2 separate regions of the Mus musculus genome follow, and region 1 is linked to region 2. Evidence: chromatin loops called from intact Hi-C (ENCODE). Cell type or tissue: gastrocnemius. All regions are shown on one strand.

Evidence for each region. Peaks named below come from ENCODE experiments on the same cell type or tissue, not always from the same donor. Only the 100,000 strongest peaks of a DNase experiment are listed, where the experiment ranks them.
Region 1: a loop joins it to region 2, with 2.4 times the contacts of the local background. A loop is called at or near these places in 3 of 42 quality-filtered maps.

The regions. Positions count from the first base shown.
Region 1 is chr3:121,995,712-122,003,711 of GRCm38, forward strand. It overlaps Arhgap29 (Rho GTPase activating protein 29), which reads left to right. Exons shown (of 23, transcript NM_001356524.1): 13 at 6,831-6,991; 14 at 7,498-7,637. Among named protein-coding and RNA genes, the nearest start is that of Arhgap29, 32 kb to the left of the region's middle. In gastrocnemius, no CTCF peak of the experiment used is centred here; a DNase peak (open chromatin) is centred at 4,422; H3K4me3 peaks cover 255 bases; H3K27ac peaks cover 2,582 bases.
Region 2 is chr3:122,100,250-122,108,249 of GRCm38, forward strand. It overlaps Abca4 (ATP-binding cassette, sub-family A (ABC1), member 4), which reads left to right. Exons shown (of 50, transcript NM_007378.1): 12 at 2,426-2,631; 13 at 3,185-3,361; 14 at 5,059-5,281. It overlaps Gm40138 (a long non-coding RNA gene), which reads right to left. Exons shown (of 3, transcript XR_001783974.2): 3 at 4,907-5,304. Among named protein-coding and RNA genes, the nearest start is that of Gm40138, 22 kb to the right of the region's middle. In gastrocnemius, a CTCF peak has its summit at 4,407 (motif pointing left); a DNase peak (open chromatin) is centred at 4,400; H3K4me3 peaks cover 536 bases; H3K27ac peaks cover 1,468 bases.

The DNA.
Region 1 (8,000 bases), 100 kb before region 2:
CTAATTATGGTTTTCATTTGTTTTCCAGAATAAGGGGAGAGGGGAGTGATGTAATTACATTTCAATTAGAACTTTAAAAATAACATTGAAAATAGTTTCAAGGGCTTATTTACAATTTGACTATTTTAAATTTTTCATTGTGTGGTTTGTTTTTGTTTTGTTTTTGTTTTCTTATGATTGAATTTGCTTGTATTCTGTCTCATTTCAGAATTTTTCTTCTATACTTTAGCAATGTCTTGTAGGGGAAAGTTCAGGTCTATCGTACTCTCGTTTTGGTCATGCTCTTGATGTTATGTCTGTAAGAGTTTCACTGAACCCGAGGTCATAGAGTTTTCCCCTTTGTTTTGTGCTAAATTGTATAGTTTGACACTTGCGTATGTGGTCTGTATTGAGTTCATTTTTGTGTAAGGTGTGGATTGAAGCTGGGGTTTGTATTTTGCTTTGTTTTGTTTTGCATATGGATACCAAGTACCAGCACAAAGAGCCGTGCCAGAGAATTCATTACTTAACATTTCCCAATAGATTATACAAGGAAATGATAGCTTTGGCAGGCAGAAAACACGAGTGATCAGATTAACTAAGTATAAGAGTCTTTATTAGAAATTGTAGTGGGACACACCTGTAATTCTAGCATTTGGGCGATCAAAATTCAAGGCTATCCATGGCAATATAGCAAGTTTGAGGCCAGGCCTGGACGATTTGGGACTCTTAAGAAAGGCAAAGTGAGCAGGGACTATAGACCATTAGGGTTGGCTACTTTGCACAGTGAGCTTTGGGAATGAGGACATGTGTCTTTCAGCCTTATTCTTGGTTTATTTGGGGCAGGGGACATTGGCCTACTGTAGGAGATACATTGGCTTGGGCTATAAAGCTGAGACGTGGTAGTTTTGTGTATGAAGATGCCATGCTCTCCAGGCTCATGTCTTATCAAGGGCAGTTTCTCCCTGGCTAGCTTTTTAAAAATACCGTTAAAAAAGAAACGGGACTAAAAAGATGTCTCTGGTTAAGAGCACTGGCAGCTCTTCCAAAGGTTCTGAGTTCTACTCCCAGCAACAGCATGATAACCATCTGTAAACCATCGGTAATGGGTTTTGATTCCCTCTTCTGGTGTGCATGAAGACAGAAAACACACTCACACACCTTTTTAAAAAATAAAAAGCCGGGCGGTGGTGGCGCACACCTTTAATCCCAGCACTTGGGAGGCAGAGGCAGGCAGATTTCTGAGTTCGAGGCCAGCCTGGTCTACAAAGTGAGTTTCAGGTCAGCCAGGGCTACACAGAGATACCCTGTCTCGAAAAACCAAAACAAAACAAAACAAAAAGAATCATAGTCAATTTTTGCATGAACTTTTATTTTGGAGTCTTGGTAAATCTGTAGATTTCTCCCGGTTCTCATTGTAGAAAATTAAGCTATTTTTGCACTAAGGGCAGTTGTGTGTCTTTTTCCTTTTACAGTTCTTTTGCTTATATTTTATATATCTTCATAGTTTCCTATAAGGCTGTCAGTTAAATAAAATTCATGAGAGAAAATTCCCACATCAGGCTCTGTCTTGAAAGCATTGAGTCCTTTATTGTTTAAGTGGGGACGGAGCTGTGAAGGCTTTGCAGGTGCCCTGCATTTATTTAAGACATTGCCTCCCTGTGTTTGCTGAGCGCTTTGTCTGTGATTCTATATCATGGACTTTATTTTCCAGTTCCCCTTCCTTCCTCTCTTCTCCCTTCCCTCCCTCCTTCCCTGTCTACTGTCTTTTGTTTGGGTTAGGGTCATCTGCTTTCATAAAATGAGGTGAGAAAGTATTTTGTCGGGGAGGGGTTTATCAGATTTGTGTTATTTCTTCCTATCTAGCAGCATGTGTGGTAACCAGGGTTGAGATTTTTGGAAGAGTTTTTTTTTACTACACAGTCATTTCTTTTGGTATATTCAAATTAATTATTTCTTAGGTAAAGTAGTTTATGGCTTGCATGGAATTGATCCCTTTCAACTTGATGAACAAACACACATGCATGCATACATGCATACACACATACATACATACATGGTGGCTGTAGCTTACCTTTGTCTAAGTGGGTAAAGTGATGTTTCCTCTTTCATTCTTAATGTTAATTAATAATCAGTGCATACACTCCGTCAGTCTTGCAAGCAGCTTATACATTTCATTGATCTTTCAGGGACGAAAGTTTTCAGCTGATTTTTCCCACAGTTCTATTAGTTTCAGCTTGCTTTCTGTTTACCTTTTTTTTTTTTTTAAGCTTTCATGATCATTCATTGAGACCTGCCTCCATCACTAGTATAAAGTTTTTAAAGCTTCAGATTGCCTCCTAAAGATTACCTACCTACAGCCCACAGATTTTGAAATGTGTTTTCATTTTTCTTTAGTTCAAAACATTTTCTAATTTCCATAGAGACTTTCTCTTTGAATGATGGATAATGTAAAAGCCTGTTTATTTTTTCGAGCATTTTAAATATTTTCCAGAATTATTTTTATTATAATGACTTCTAGTTTAATTCTTTTGTAGAAAGAAAAATTAGTTGTATGATTCCAGACTTAAATTTGTTACATTTTTTGATTGACTCAGTATAAAGTTTTTTTTTTTAAAAGAAGTTGATAAAATTGAAAAGATAAAGAAAAACAATGAGATTAAAAGGCATTTCTTTGGAAAGATCAATTGTGAATGCACCATGAGTGTATTTTAGAGTGTATATTCTTTCACTGTTGGCTAGTCTTTTGTTCTTATCAGTTCCTTAGTCTAAGCTGTAACTCTGTTCTTCTGTTTTCTTGGTTAGTTATATTTAACTGTGTCTCTACTGAGGTGAGTTTAGAAGTCTTCAACATACCATATGTCTAGTTCCTTCAGCTTTTGGTTTATGTATTTTGAAATCTGTTATTAGTTGGTTCTACATTAACAAATGTTACACCATCATAGCAAACCGATGTTTCATTTTTGAGATATCTTTTTCCTAGTTTGTTTTTCTGTTGCTCGGATAAAGCAGTGACTGAGATGAACAGAGGGAGGAAAGACTTATTGGTTCAGAGGTTGTGGGTCAACATCAAGGGAAGCCAGGGCAGGAATCTGCAGGAAGGAACTGAAGCAGAGACCACAGAATAGCTCTATGCTGGCTTGCTTTCTTTCCATGGCTTGTTTTGCTTGATTTTTTTTTTTAAGCTAGGACCACCTCCCTGGTGGTGACATCAACCACCGTGGGCTGAACCCTCCCACATCAATCAGTAATCAAGAATGTGTCCCCCACAGGCCAGTATGATGAAAACAATTCCCCAAATGAGGTTTCCCTTTCCCAGATGACTCAGTTTGTGCCACACTGACAACTAACCAACAGTCTCTTTTTAGCTGGTAATTTTCCTTGTGTTTTTAGTCTACTTAATTAGTAGATATATATGCTATGCATGCTGATATGATATGACATGATATAATATTGATATGATATGGCTGTTTCAGCTTACTTTTAGTTTTGAACAATGGTTTTATTAGAATATTATATTTTCCACTTAGGATGAGTTTATTGATAGTTCCATAGTAAGCCTCGAAGTATTATCTTGTCCTGTCTTTTTGCTTCAAGTTCACTGCCTCTCTGTTGTTTTTCTTTTCCAGTATAGTCGTTTGGTAACTTTGTTTTTGGAAATTTGCTTTTTCACTACTAAAATTTCCCTTTCTGTGTGTCTTCGGTTTATCTTTCCATGTTCCAAACTATTTTCCCCTTTTGTATGTATAGATTTGTGTAAGCGTGCCCGTGGGTACACATGGAAGCTCAGAGTAGCATCATTCCTCAGGAACCATCCATCCACTTTTTCTTTTGAGACAGGGTTTCTCAGCAAATAGGCTAGGCTGGCTGACCATAGACCCTGGAGATCCTTGTCTCCCTCCCCAGTACTGGGATGGATATGAGCACACCCCACCATAGCTGGCCTTTAGGATGGATATGAGCACACCCCATCATAGCTGGCCTTTTTTCAATTTAGGGGGAAAAAAAAGTGTGAGGCTCAATCTCAGATTCTCACTCATGCAAGTCAAATACGTCCGAGTCTCCCCAGCCTTTCCCTTCATTCTTCAGCCCACTGTAATAACTGCTATAGAGGCTTCATCCTAGTGTGAGATCTCAATGTTAATATCTGTCTTTTGTGAGTGGTGAAGAGTTTCCTGATATTTCACATGACAAGTAGTTTTGCTGGGAAGACATCATCGGCAAATATTCACTCACCAGAGAGTACCAGTAACTGCCAAAGAATCGATTACACCGGAGTCTAGTTTAGTGAACCAATCAGTTTAACTGGGGTTGCTTTATAGGAGCTGAGCATCCCTAGAAGCTAATTACAAAGGAATAGTCTCTCTTCCCAGCAGCTGTTAACTGCTTACAGGTCCTAAGGGTAGGGCCTGGTGGTGCCCCACCCCCACTCCCAGCAACTGTTAACTGCCTGTGTATTCTTGAGGAGGGGAGGGGAGTCCCAGCCACAGGGAGGTCAAGAAGGCTGTGTCATGCCTGGAGGCCAGCATTCCACAACACATTTTGAATGCTATCCTAGGTATTTTTGACATTGTTTTGTGGGACTCTAGGTCCTAATATTGTTTTAAAGTGGGGATGGGGGACATTTGATGTAGGTATGTTCTCTCCCCTCGCTTTGTGTCGGTCACCTTGGTCTGAGTGGGAAGCTGAAGTGTGGTGCTGGCTCCTCTTCTGCTCTCCACAGATGTCTCCAGCTAAAGACAGCACTCCTTACTCATTAAGTAGAGGGGCTGGGTGAGCGATGCAGGAATACAGAAAAAAATAAAGCTACAGGAGTTTCATGAGTTCACCACCATTTGAACACAGCTCCTGATCATAAGGGAGGATTCACTTCAGAGTTTGAGATCTGTTCAGTTCTGTAACTGCCATCACTGTTATAGGCCCCTCGGGAAGCTGTCTCTCTTCATGTCCAGTGTTACATTTGTGGGAATCAGCCTAGGCTGGAAAATACGATGAGAGTGGGAAAAGCAAGAATGTATCCAAAATTGTCATATATTTCCACAGTCTGCCTACTTCCGTTTACTCTGGAGAGTCTTGAGATAAATGGCACTAATACATGGCTCTGAGCAGGACTTTTCAGTGGATTCAGATGGAGGAAAAGATTCCATCTCAGTGAGGAACAATTCAAATGTTTTGAGCCCTTAAAGTTGTAAATCACTTATCAATGTTTGATTGTTATCAGATTTATGAAATCTCCCTTACCTCAAACTATAGCTGATAAAAGCTAAGATTGAGTGTGTATCTGTGCATGTAAGAGATCTGTCTATATGAACTTACTTAGTTCTCAGAGGGTCCTACTATGTAAACATATATTTAGCTCCGTTTTACTAGTGCAGAAACAGAAGTTTAGAAAACCTTTCTTCCCAGTGTATGCTCTTTGGACAGATCACCTTGTCGCTTGCTACTCAGGTAGCATGTAAGTGATGAAGAGGTTTGGGTTTTTTCGTTTAAACAGGATCTCTCAGATGACTCAGTGAACTTTTTCAAATTTCTGATACAAAGAAATCATAAATAACTTGATTAGTGTTGCTCACCCATGGAAGTGACCCTTTAGATCAAGCAGGTTCAACTTGCCACAGGATTACCCAAATATGCTAGCCAGTCATTAAACTGTATCAAATAAAGGCTAAATGTCCTTTGTTAATTGAAGGATGAAGACACAAACTGTTCTTTTGGGCATACATTTCAAATAGTGCTATGTTCACTGACTTGTCCTTAGAGAAAGGTGTTATCCACCTGGACTCTGGTTAACTAAGAGTTGATCCTACCATCTGATAAGACGTGACTGATGAAGAGACGACATAGTCTTTTTTCCATACTGCTTTCCTTACCTCCATCCCCCACACAGGTCCCAAGCGGCGTGTTAAGGAATAGATGGGACCGTGCTTTACTTAGTCTTTAGCTGGCTTCCTTTTCACTCCACCTCCAGTGACCTTTCTTGACCTGAGTCAAGCAGATGTTCTGCTTCCTTGTGTGTGCTTTGGCCCTTCTGTGTGCTTCAGGAGCACACGCACTGTCCACGTCTGCACCACCTCTGCCTTCTGTTTGAATCAGCCTTCTCTCTGCAGCTGTTTCCTGGCTCTTTCTCACGTGGCTCTTTCTCTCATATTTCAAATGTCAGCTCTTTGGCCTTCCCTAACCTATCATGTTAAAAATACCCTTCCAGAAACACAAGCATGGTGATAAAGCAGGGGATAGGATAGCATTATCATCTTTTAATTATATATGGGGGTTGTGTGTATGTATGATGGGAGACACACATGCCATAGCATGGGAGAGTGAGGAGAGAGAACAACTTTCTGGAGTCAGGTTCTCTCCTCCAGCTTTACCTAAACTCAAGTCCTCAGACTTGTGTAGGCAAGTGCCTCCACCAGCTGAGCCATCTCACTGCCCAAGTTGACATTCTTACAAAGTGTTTATAGCAGTTTTCAGTACCACAAAATAATTTAGGAACCACCCTTAAGATAATATAGTTGGATGGGGATTTCGCCATGATACACTGAAGTTAGTATGTGTCTAAAATTTGTTACTAGAAAACTCACATATTGTATGAACTCTGGCATGTTACATTTTAAAATCACTGTTGGAGTCACGTGTTAAATAGTAGGAGTGATAGTTTTTTTAGACAGTTGTCGACCGTTAGCTGTTAGATTAAGTTATTTCCAATCTAAGCTGTGCATAGCATGCTGATGGTAATATCAGTGTTGTGTATGTCAAATGTGTGGTCTTTTATTAGTGTGCTTGTTGACATAAATGTACATAGCATTTTATAGCTCATGAGTTATGTCTGTCTTTTGTCTTTGTGACTGTAGGTAACAGTTAACCTCTTTCATATGCAGCAGCTACAGGCTGCATCCCTTGCCAACAGTTTACAGTCCCTCTGTGACAGTGCCAAACTCTATGATCCAGGTCAGGAGTACAGTGAATTCGTGAAGGCTACAAGCTCAAGTGAATTAGAAGAAAAGGTTGATGGGTAAGAATTAATGCATAGGAGAAATTATTTCAAACGGGAAAACATTTGCTGAGTTCCTGTCTATGTTTTTATAAGGAAATGTCTTTTCTTACACTGAAATACTAGCTTTAATTTTTTTCAATATTTTCCTATTATTTTGTGAGTTTAAGGAATAGATGAAATATACTTGAGGATGATGCTTTCTATTTTCACACGCTTCTTTGAGTCTTAAAAACTCTTTGGAAGTAGCAAATGATAACCTACATATTTTGAGTATACCAAAAACTTGATCTATACTTTTTACTAATGTTAGATTAGAAAAGTTTAATCATGATATAAATATTAAATATTCTATTGTTATACCTTTTCCATATTCAGCTGTTATAAATACACATTGTCTAAATGCTATATTTCTTTAAAAGAAGTTGAACTATATAACAAAGTTATTAATATTAATGAAGCTTATTCTACATTTATTAAATTAAGAAGTTTACAAGACTGTTAGTGCTGAGTATTTTATCCCATAGGAATGTAAATAAACAAATGACCAACAGTCCGCAGACATCTGGCTATGAACCTGCTGACTCCTTAGAGGATGTTGCCCGCCTTCCTGACAGCTGTCATAAGCTTGAAGAGGACAGGTGCTCCAACAGTGCAGACATGACAGGTACATTCCTGCAGAGCAGACACAGCTCTATGAAACAGCAGGGCTCTCAGACGGGATTACTTAATGAACTGTTCTAGATCATTTATAGTTCTGACCTCCATGCCTATCTCAAAAGTCTGTATATTAGTCATTGTTACAGAAATTTGAATCATTTCCTTTTACATAATGTCAGTATTTCACCCTATGAAATCTACCTGTAGGCAAGGGTTTTTTTCTTCAATAATATGTTTTTTTTTTTTAATTTACTTGGCATCCCAGTCATAGTCCTCCCTCCCTCCTCTCCTTCCAGTCCCACTCTTACAAGTCCCTCCCCCTTTATTCCCTCCACTTCTCCTTAGAGAAGGGGAGCACCCTTGGGTCCCA
Region 2 (8,000 bases):
CTTTAGCTCTGTGACGTGAGTGTCTACTCTTGTGTTTCTTAAAGAAATACCAATCTAATTTCCTTTTAAGATTGCAAGCCCTTTAAGCCCTGCTTGGCCCCGTTGGTCTTCACATGCGCTGTTGATCCTCCCCATATCATCTTGAATGGACCTTCCCTTTTTTCCTGGAACACTGAGACTCAGAGGTCAGAAAACCCAGTGAGGATGGGTTTGTAACACCCTCCAAGGAGACTGCTCTTCTAATCCTCTGCAGGAAGAAGCTTCAGAAGTGAGGGGTTCACAGGGCGTGAGCTGGGTCTCCTTGCTCCTTGCCAGTACAGTAGAGCTTAGCTCTCTGGTCCTTGTGTTTCTGGTTTTTTTTTTTTTTTTAATTTCTCCTTAATCAAGTGACTAGGGGTTTGACAATCACTCTACGACTGCCTAGAAGTTTCCAGTCCTCTGGAGAAATGGTTCTCAACCTTTCTAATGCTGTGACCCTTTAACACAGTTCCTCATGGGTGGCGACCCCCTCCAACACGCCATTGCTACTTCAGAAATGTAATGTTGCCGTTGTTGTGAATTGTAATGTAAATTTCTAATATGAAGGATATCAGATATGCGACCCCCAAAGGGGTTCCCACCAATGTTGAGAACCACTGCTCTTGTGGCTAACTTTCCTGGGCTACTGGATAAACTATATTCACTGGTCAGCTTACAGGACATTGTAAGCACGTGGAAGAATCCATCCATAAGCCACGCAATGCTGGATGTGTGCAGTAGGCTATGCCTCTTAGCCCTGGTGTGCCAGGAAGAACTCTGGGCCAGAGAGAGAGAGAGAGAGAGGAAGGGACCCTGGTTCTATCGGCCCTTAACCCAGGAGCATCTCTACCATTTCTTCCCTAGCACACATAAGTTTCCAGCCACTCACTCCCAGGTTCTCCTGGTGGAGTTAACTATTCTTTAAAGCCAGAATATACTCAACAGTCTAGCCTAGTGCCCCTGTGACTTCCCTGTCTGATCTCATTGTCATACTTTTGCTTAGAACCCCACGGTGACCTGATGGGATTTTAGGGCTTGGCCAGAATTCTCTTGGTCTTAGCCTGAAAGTGTGTGTCCTGAGACACCCCTCAGTTGGTCAGTCAAATTCCCAAACCTAGCAGAGTAAAGGGTCCGGTCCCAACCACTCACCATGTGTTATGTATTGTGACTACCTGGGGAGGGCTTTGTTGTTGTCTTTGTCTTTTAACAAAATGCTAGTGCCTGGCCTTGCCCCTCAAGATTTTGAAATAAAGACTTTGGTGTCTTTTTAAAGCCAGCCAGTGCTCCAAAGCTTGAGGGACGGTGGGAACCACGGCTCTATTCTTGCAAGTCCCCTAAGGCCACAGTGCTGCTCCTCGTGGTCAAGCCGACCTCCATTTTCCTTCCTCTGCCCGCTATCCACGCTCATGGGTTCACTACAAACCCTCCACCATCAGGTTTGAGTTTGTCTCAGGAAGAGATTGTCATCTTCTCTCCTTGTACCTGAGGAGCCTGGCAGGCTCTGGCACGTTGCATATACTCTGTAAATTTTCGTCGAACAAATTAATCAAGACAAGGCTGTCTGACCTCTTGTGAGTTACATTCTAAGAATCATGGACACAAACACTCCCCCCACCCCGTGTAAAACGAATACCAGTACAACATAATTACTTCAGCAAGTCTGTACAAGTGGGCAACCTCTCAATCCTCCATTGAAAGGAAATTCTTAGTTTTGCTCTCTCTTATGGATCTCTCTCTCTCTCTCTCTCTCTCTCTCTCTCTCTCTCTCTCTCTCTCTGAGAAAAGAGATATTGGGATAATTCCACTCTCTCACCATGAAGCCATGCATGAGACCAAGCTCTCAGATGAGACCATTTTTTTGGCTGTCTGTTCCTTTGCTTTCCTCTTCCTGGTTCGTCCCTCAGCTGGATAGCCTGTGTGTGTGTTTGGAGAGAGCCAGGAAGATTCAATGCCAGGAATGCTTCTCTCTTTAAAAGTCTTTTATCCTCAGGCTTTCTGATCTTCAAAGCAGCCCTGTGTCCACCGTGACCCCACTCCCTCGCCTCCCCATGCTGGGGAGTGAGAACCTTGAGTATTTGTGTCGTTTTGAGGACTTGCATATTTGGACTGTCTTGGACATCTGGGCAGAGCAGTCTCCATTAACTCTTCAGTGATAAGAACCTGTCATCATTTCCAGGGCCCTTGCACGCACGCGCACACACACACACACACACACACACACACACACACACACACACACCAACCTAGGCACACAAAGAAATTAATGGCAGACCCTGTAATTAAATACATAGTTGGTGTATAGTTTTTTTTGTGGGGGACCCATCCCTTGAGCAGTAGAGTTTCTTCTGCCTTTTTGTTTACATTTGGGCCTCAGACTCTCCCCACCTTTGTGATCCTCCATCCACAGTGTCTGGTCCTGGATAAGTTTGAAAGTTATGATGATGAAGTGCAGCTCACCCAACGAGCCCTGTCTCTCCTGGAGGAGAACAGGTTCTGGGCCGGAGTGGTGTTCCCTGGCATGTATCCCTGGGCCAGCTCCTTACCTCCTCATGTGAAGTACAAGATTCGGATGGACATAGATGTGGTGGAGAAGACCAATAAGATCAAAGACAGGTGATGGCTCAGTCTTGAAAGGTTTCTCCAAAACTCATGGTGAATTATATTTGGTAGCGAGTAGAGGATTAAGGGCAAATGCAGCCTATGGATCAACGAAGGGAAGCTAAATGGGAGAAAGTATGATTTGTGCAGATGGAGGTAGACCGAAGCAATCACCTCGTGAGTCATGGCCATCGGAGTTAGCACTGTGACCCCAAAGTAGAGCTGGCTAGTTTGGGAAACATGTAGGACATCATTTCTCAACCTGTGGGTCACAGTCCTTTCACAGGGCTGGCCCCAGACCATCAGAAAGCACAGATATTTATATTTTTCTAACAGTAACAAGATTACAGTTAAGAAGTAGCAACAAAAATAATTTTATGCTTGGGGGATGGGTCACCCCAGCACAAGGCGCTGCATTATTAAACGATCGCCACGTTAGGAAGGTTGAGGACCACAGCTTGAGGAGAATTCGTCAAGGGACCGAGTTGTGGGGTAACCTGGGCTTGTGAAGTGAGTGAGTTACCCACTCGCACTTACATCCTTCCCCCTTCATCCTGTGCCTTCTTAGGTACTGGGATTCTGGTCCCAGGGCGGATCCTGTCGAAGATTTCCGGTACATCTGGGGAGGTTTTGCCTATCTACAGGACATGGTGGAGCAAGGAATCGTGAAGAGTCAGATGCAGGCAGAGCCTCCAATTGGAGTCTATCTCCAACAGATGCCTTATCCCTGCTTTGTGGATGACTCGTGAGTCCCAGACCTCTATCTTCCTCCCTGAGCTGAAAAAGCAGTAAATGGGGGTGCTCTCAAGGCTTCAGCATCTCCCGAAGGAACCCCAGTGATGAGGGAAGACTGGGGAGCATAGGGTTCTGACCGAAGAAGATGCTGGCTCTGCACTCCAGACGGAAGCAGAGGGGGAAATAAATGATAGGGTGTCGGGGGTACAAAAGGGAAATTGGAGGTTCAAACAATAGGAGTGAGGTTGAAGTGGGGGGATGCCCGCTGTTTAAATTTCCACTTCGTAGTATGTTTGGTATGTGGAAGGTTCTGGTCAGGGCGTTTTCCCAGTGATTGCCAGATCAGCAGATTCAGACTGCGTGGCAAGAAGGCCTGGTACCTAGGAGCCTCAGAATAATGCAGCTCCTTCCCCAATTAACATTCCTATGATGTGTGTTTGGTGAAAAGGTAGAGGAATGTGTTGTTGGATGAGCTCTGGCCTCCCTCTCTGACCACCCCCATCCTAACGCCTGTCCGCCCTTTGACCAGTAGCATGCTAAGCAAACAGCCTGCTGTTTTGTTGAAAATAGATTTTGGAGTGGTGGAGAAAGGGACAGAGGGGGAGAGGTGCTCAGAAGGCTTATTATCATGGTAGATGGGGTCAGAAACACTCCCTGACCTATAGTTGGCTAAGGAATTTAACTCCTGGGGTGTTGAGATCACGGGAAAGTCACTGTAGCACGAGTGTGTGTGACTGTGGGATCCGGGAAGCAGAGATGGCAAAACGTGGTGAAAAGAGTCCCGTGGCCAGCTGGAGAGATTGTAAAATAAAGCCCAGTGTACACACGGGAAAGCAGTGCTCGACACTGTGGCCCCATCAGGTCTCCAGCTCTGCAGAAGACTGCAGAGATAACGGTCGCTGTTCAGAAGTTAGTTTTACTTTGGATAAGAGGCAGAGATGGGAAGGAGAGCCCAGGTCCACTTGCAGGGTCAGAAGGGGAGGGGCTGGCAGGAAAACGGGTGAGTGTGGAGAACCTGTGGGAATCGGAGTCATTCAGTATGGGAGAGCCCTCTGGCGGCCAGCCTCGGAAGTGCATGATTTTTGGTTGGTTGGTTCCCTCCCTAGGGCCATTTTGAGTGAAACTATCCTCCCACGCTAGGCACTGGGCCCTTCCTTTGACAACACCCAACAGTTTCAATAGATAATAATCCCAAGGGCTTTACCAGTGCATTATTCACAGGGGAAACCTGTAACGCTTACCCTAATGTGATTCCATCGTGTCAAATCCGTCCTGCTTGCCGAGAGCCTATCCCAGGATCTACTCCACTTACGAATGGATGGCTCTCGGAATCAATGACTATTGGATCATTGCCTTGTTCAGATCACAACCCACACCATCAGGTCTACAGTCTTTCCCACAAGCCTTCATGGGGAAGATCTAAATATACTATATGGCATATATACTATAAAGAGATGGTATGTTTTATTCCTACACATATAGAGCATCCTCCATCTGGGCTGTCCAGAACGGCTCCATTTTGCCTTAAAGAAAGAAATGACAAATGAGAAAGGTATTTAAGAGGGCTCAACCCAGTGAGGGTCCAACGATTTATTTTTCTGCTCTCCTTCCCTTCGGGCTTCATTCTCAACTCTCCATTCAATAAGTATTTTACGTTGATTCTACCAGGGACAGCTGGCTCTGTTCTGCTTTTTCCTCTCGCTTCAGCTTCATGATCATCCTGAATCGCTGTTTCCCTATCTTCATGGTGCTGGCGTGGATCTACTCTGTCTCCATGACCGTTAAGGGCATTGTTTTGGAGAAGGAGCTGAGGCTGAAGGAGACCTTGAAAAACCAAGGCGTCTCTAATGCTGTCATCTGGTGTACCTGGTTCCTGGATAGCTTCTCCATCATGGCGCTGAGTATCTTCCTCCTGACGCTGTTCATCATGGTAAGCCGGGTGGAGAAGACAGTCTTTAAAAAAAAAATGGCTTCATTGTTTCTGCTCTCCTCCTGTTGGTGAGCAAGTGCTTGGACTAGTTAGCTGAGCATTAAAGACAGCAAGACAGGTAATTCCTCACCTTTCAAGCAAGGCAGGACCCTTAGAGAGCCAGCACCCTCAATTCCCTGCCTCCCCCCCAGCCATGTATCGTTATCTCTTCCCCTCTCCTCTTCTTGCCTAAGGGCCTCACTCACTGTCTACGTAGGTTTCCCAGTCTGTTTCATGACCACGCGGAGACCGGAGACCGCTGTAAGCAAAGCCCAGGGTAGAACTGTTGTGTGCTCAAAGGTTGCCTCTTCTTTCAAAGACAGGAATGAGCTTAAAAGGAGTGTTTCCTAGAATTATCATTCCAATACTTGGCTACAGTTAGAAGGTGGCAAGCGCTATTGGTGGTATGAGGGGAGGAGATCTGGACAATTAACCTGTCAATCATCCTCATGGCCAGGGCGTTAGCTTCACTAAGAAACATCTTTCTGCCTGCAGAGATCTCCAGTGTTAGCATTTCCTCTAGGTTCTGCCCAACCATTACCTAGCATAAAAGGACTTTCCATCCTCCTCTCTCTCTCTCTCTCTCTCTCTCTCTCTCTCTCCATTATCCCACATGTTCATGCCTGGCCACAAGTTCCCTGCTGGCCTCTCCCCTTCTTTCTCTCTCCTCTCTTTCTGTCCTTCTCTGTAACCTTTCTCTGCTTTTACTCTCTTTCCCAGACCCCCTTCCTATGTCCCAGATAAACTTTCTTTTATACTAAACCTGTTGTATAGTTGAAGCCTGGGGGAGGGGGGCGGTCTCAACATGGGCCCACTAACATCTAATATTATATACTAATATAATGCTGCCACGTTATAAAACATATTATCCAAGGACTCTGTTTGAAAGGATGGAATTTGGAGCCTGTCTTTTCTTAGTGATAGGGGTTTTTTTTTTCCCCCATTAAGGTAGAATTAAAGATAGGACGTTGTTTCGCAGTATGCTGCCATCCTGTATATTTTATATTTTTAGCTCCTTCGTAGAAGCAGCTCCTTTTGGGCTTGTTGGAATACGAGTGCACACACTTGGTAGTTGTTGATGCTTTATTGGATGGAAGTCGCTTTCTGTTGTAGACCCAGTGAGCCTGTTCAGCTTCATCGCTATCCTCATGTCAAGTGTCATGAAGATGTGCGGACAGGATGCAAGTCTCCCATTCCATGTTGGATCATGGCTACCTGACCTAAGAACGCCCCATCATATATGCTAGCCAACTAACACATACCCGTTTCATCCAAGCCCCCCATTTTGCAGTAAAATGTCCCTAACCTACTGCGTTCTATCTTTGCTATTACACTATGACCCTGTGGGTTGTGGTGTCAATCAAAACCCATCTTAGAGTTCCCTTAGAACCAATGCTGGGGTGGAGGCCATTCTAGTCAAACAACCTCACCCTACAAAGGATACCAGAGCTCCACAGAGGTGAAAGGGGCAGCCCCGCCCCCTTCTTAGCCACCATAGGCCCTCTGCTCTGCCCCACACCTCTTTCACCAGTAGGTGATTTGTATCTTTAGAATTAAAAGAGTCCGTGAGTAAACATCTGGCTGAATGGCTGGCTTCTGACTGATAAGCGACACAGAGACCTGCCTGCCCAAGAACGAGGTTTTAGGACTTCAAAGCTCTTGGGACGTGAGGTAAAGAGTGTTCACCAAGAGCTTCGAGCACAAAGACGCTTCTTCTCCTTGTGGGAACCAGAACGCTGTTCCAATAATGACGGAAACAGAGCGTTCCACACCAAAATAAGGTTTTCCTTTGAATCCCCCCCCCCCCCCCCCGTGTGTGTGTGTGTGTGTGTGTGTGTGTGTGTGTGTCCCTTCCTCCCCAGCTCTGCTGTGCAGGAAAGAAGCTGGGGGCAAAGACAATGGGAAGGTTCCATTGTTACTCAGTCCACAAGGAGCAACAAGGAAAGCGGGTAGAGGAGGAAGCTGGGGACGGAGCCCACAAGGCTGGCTGGGTGACTGACATCCACCAAAGCTCGCAGTCTAGACGTTTGCAGGACTTTGCTCTGGGCTCGGATAGAAGGTTGAATTCATTCTACAGAGAGCAGTAAAAACCCTCCAGTCCAGTTCTGACTTTTTTTTTTTAAGACTTCCTCGGACTTAGGTTCAACTTAAGTACAGCTTCCTTCCGTCCCTCCCTTCCGCATATCTCCTCCTCATCTGGTTTTCAATCGATTCCCTCAATACCCAACAGGCACGAGAGCATGAAGGAGAGATGGTGACCACAGCAGATAAGACACACATTAGTTCCACTTGGTTCTCGCGGGCTCCAGAGAGATATCGCTAATTGGTCTCTTTCCTTTCTATTGTGGAGAAAGCAGTGATTCAGGGAAAACCTTATTCGTAGATCAGAGCCCATTCATGAGACGAAGCACTTCCATAAGATGGAGGAGCAAGAAGAAACACGCGGGAGGGAGAGCACGAGGCCCTTTGGCCTCGGGAATGCTAGGCTGTGTGACTTGTCTGTGACCCCCATTACCCCACTATTCAACTATGTCCCACTGAACTATGGGAGGTGGCCTAGTGAACAGTGACTCTGCTCTGAAGCCTGAGAAGGGTTCTCAGCATTCTTGTATCTTTGTGTTCCCAAGAAAAGAATGAGAAGATCTATGTGTATTTGGGAATGCAGAATTTGGATGGACCA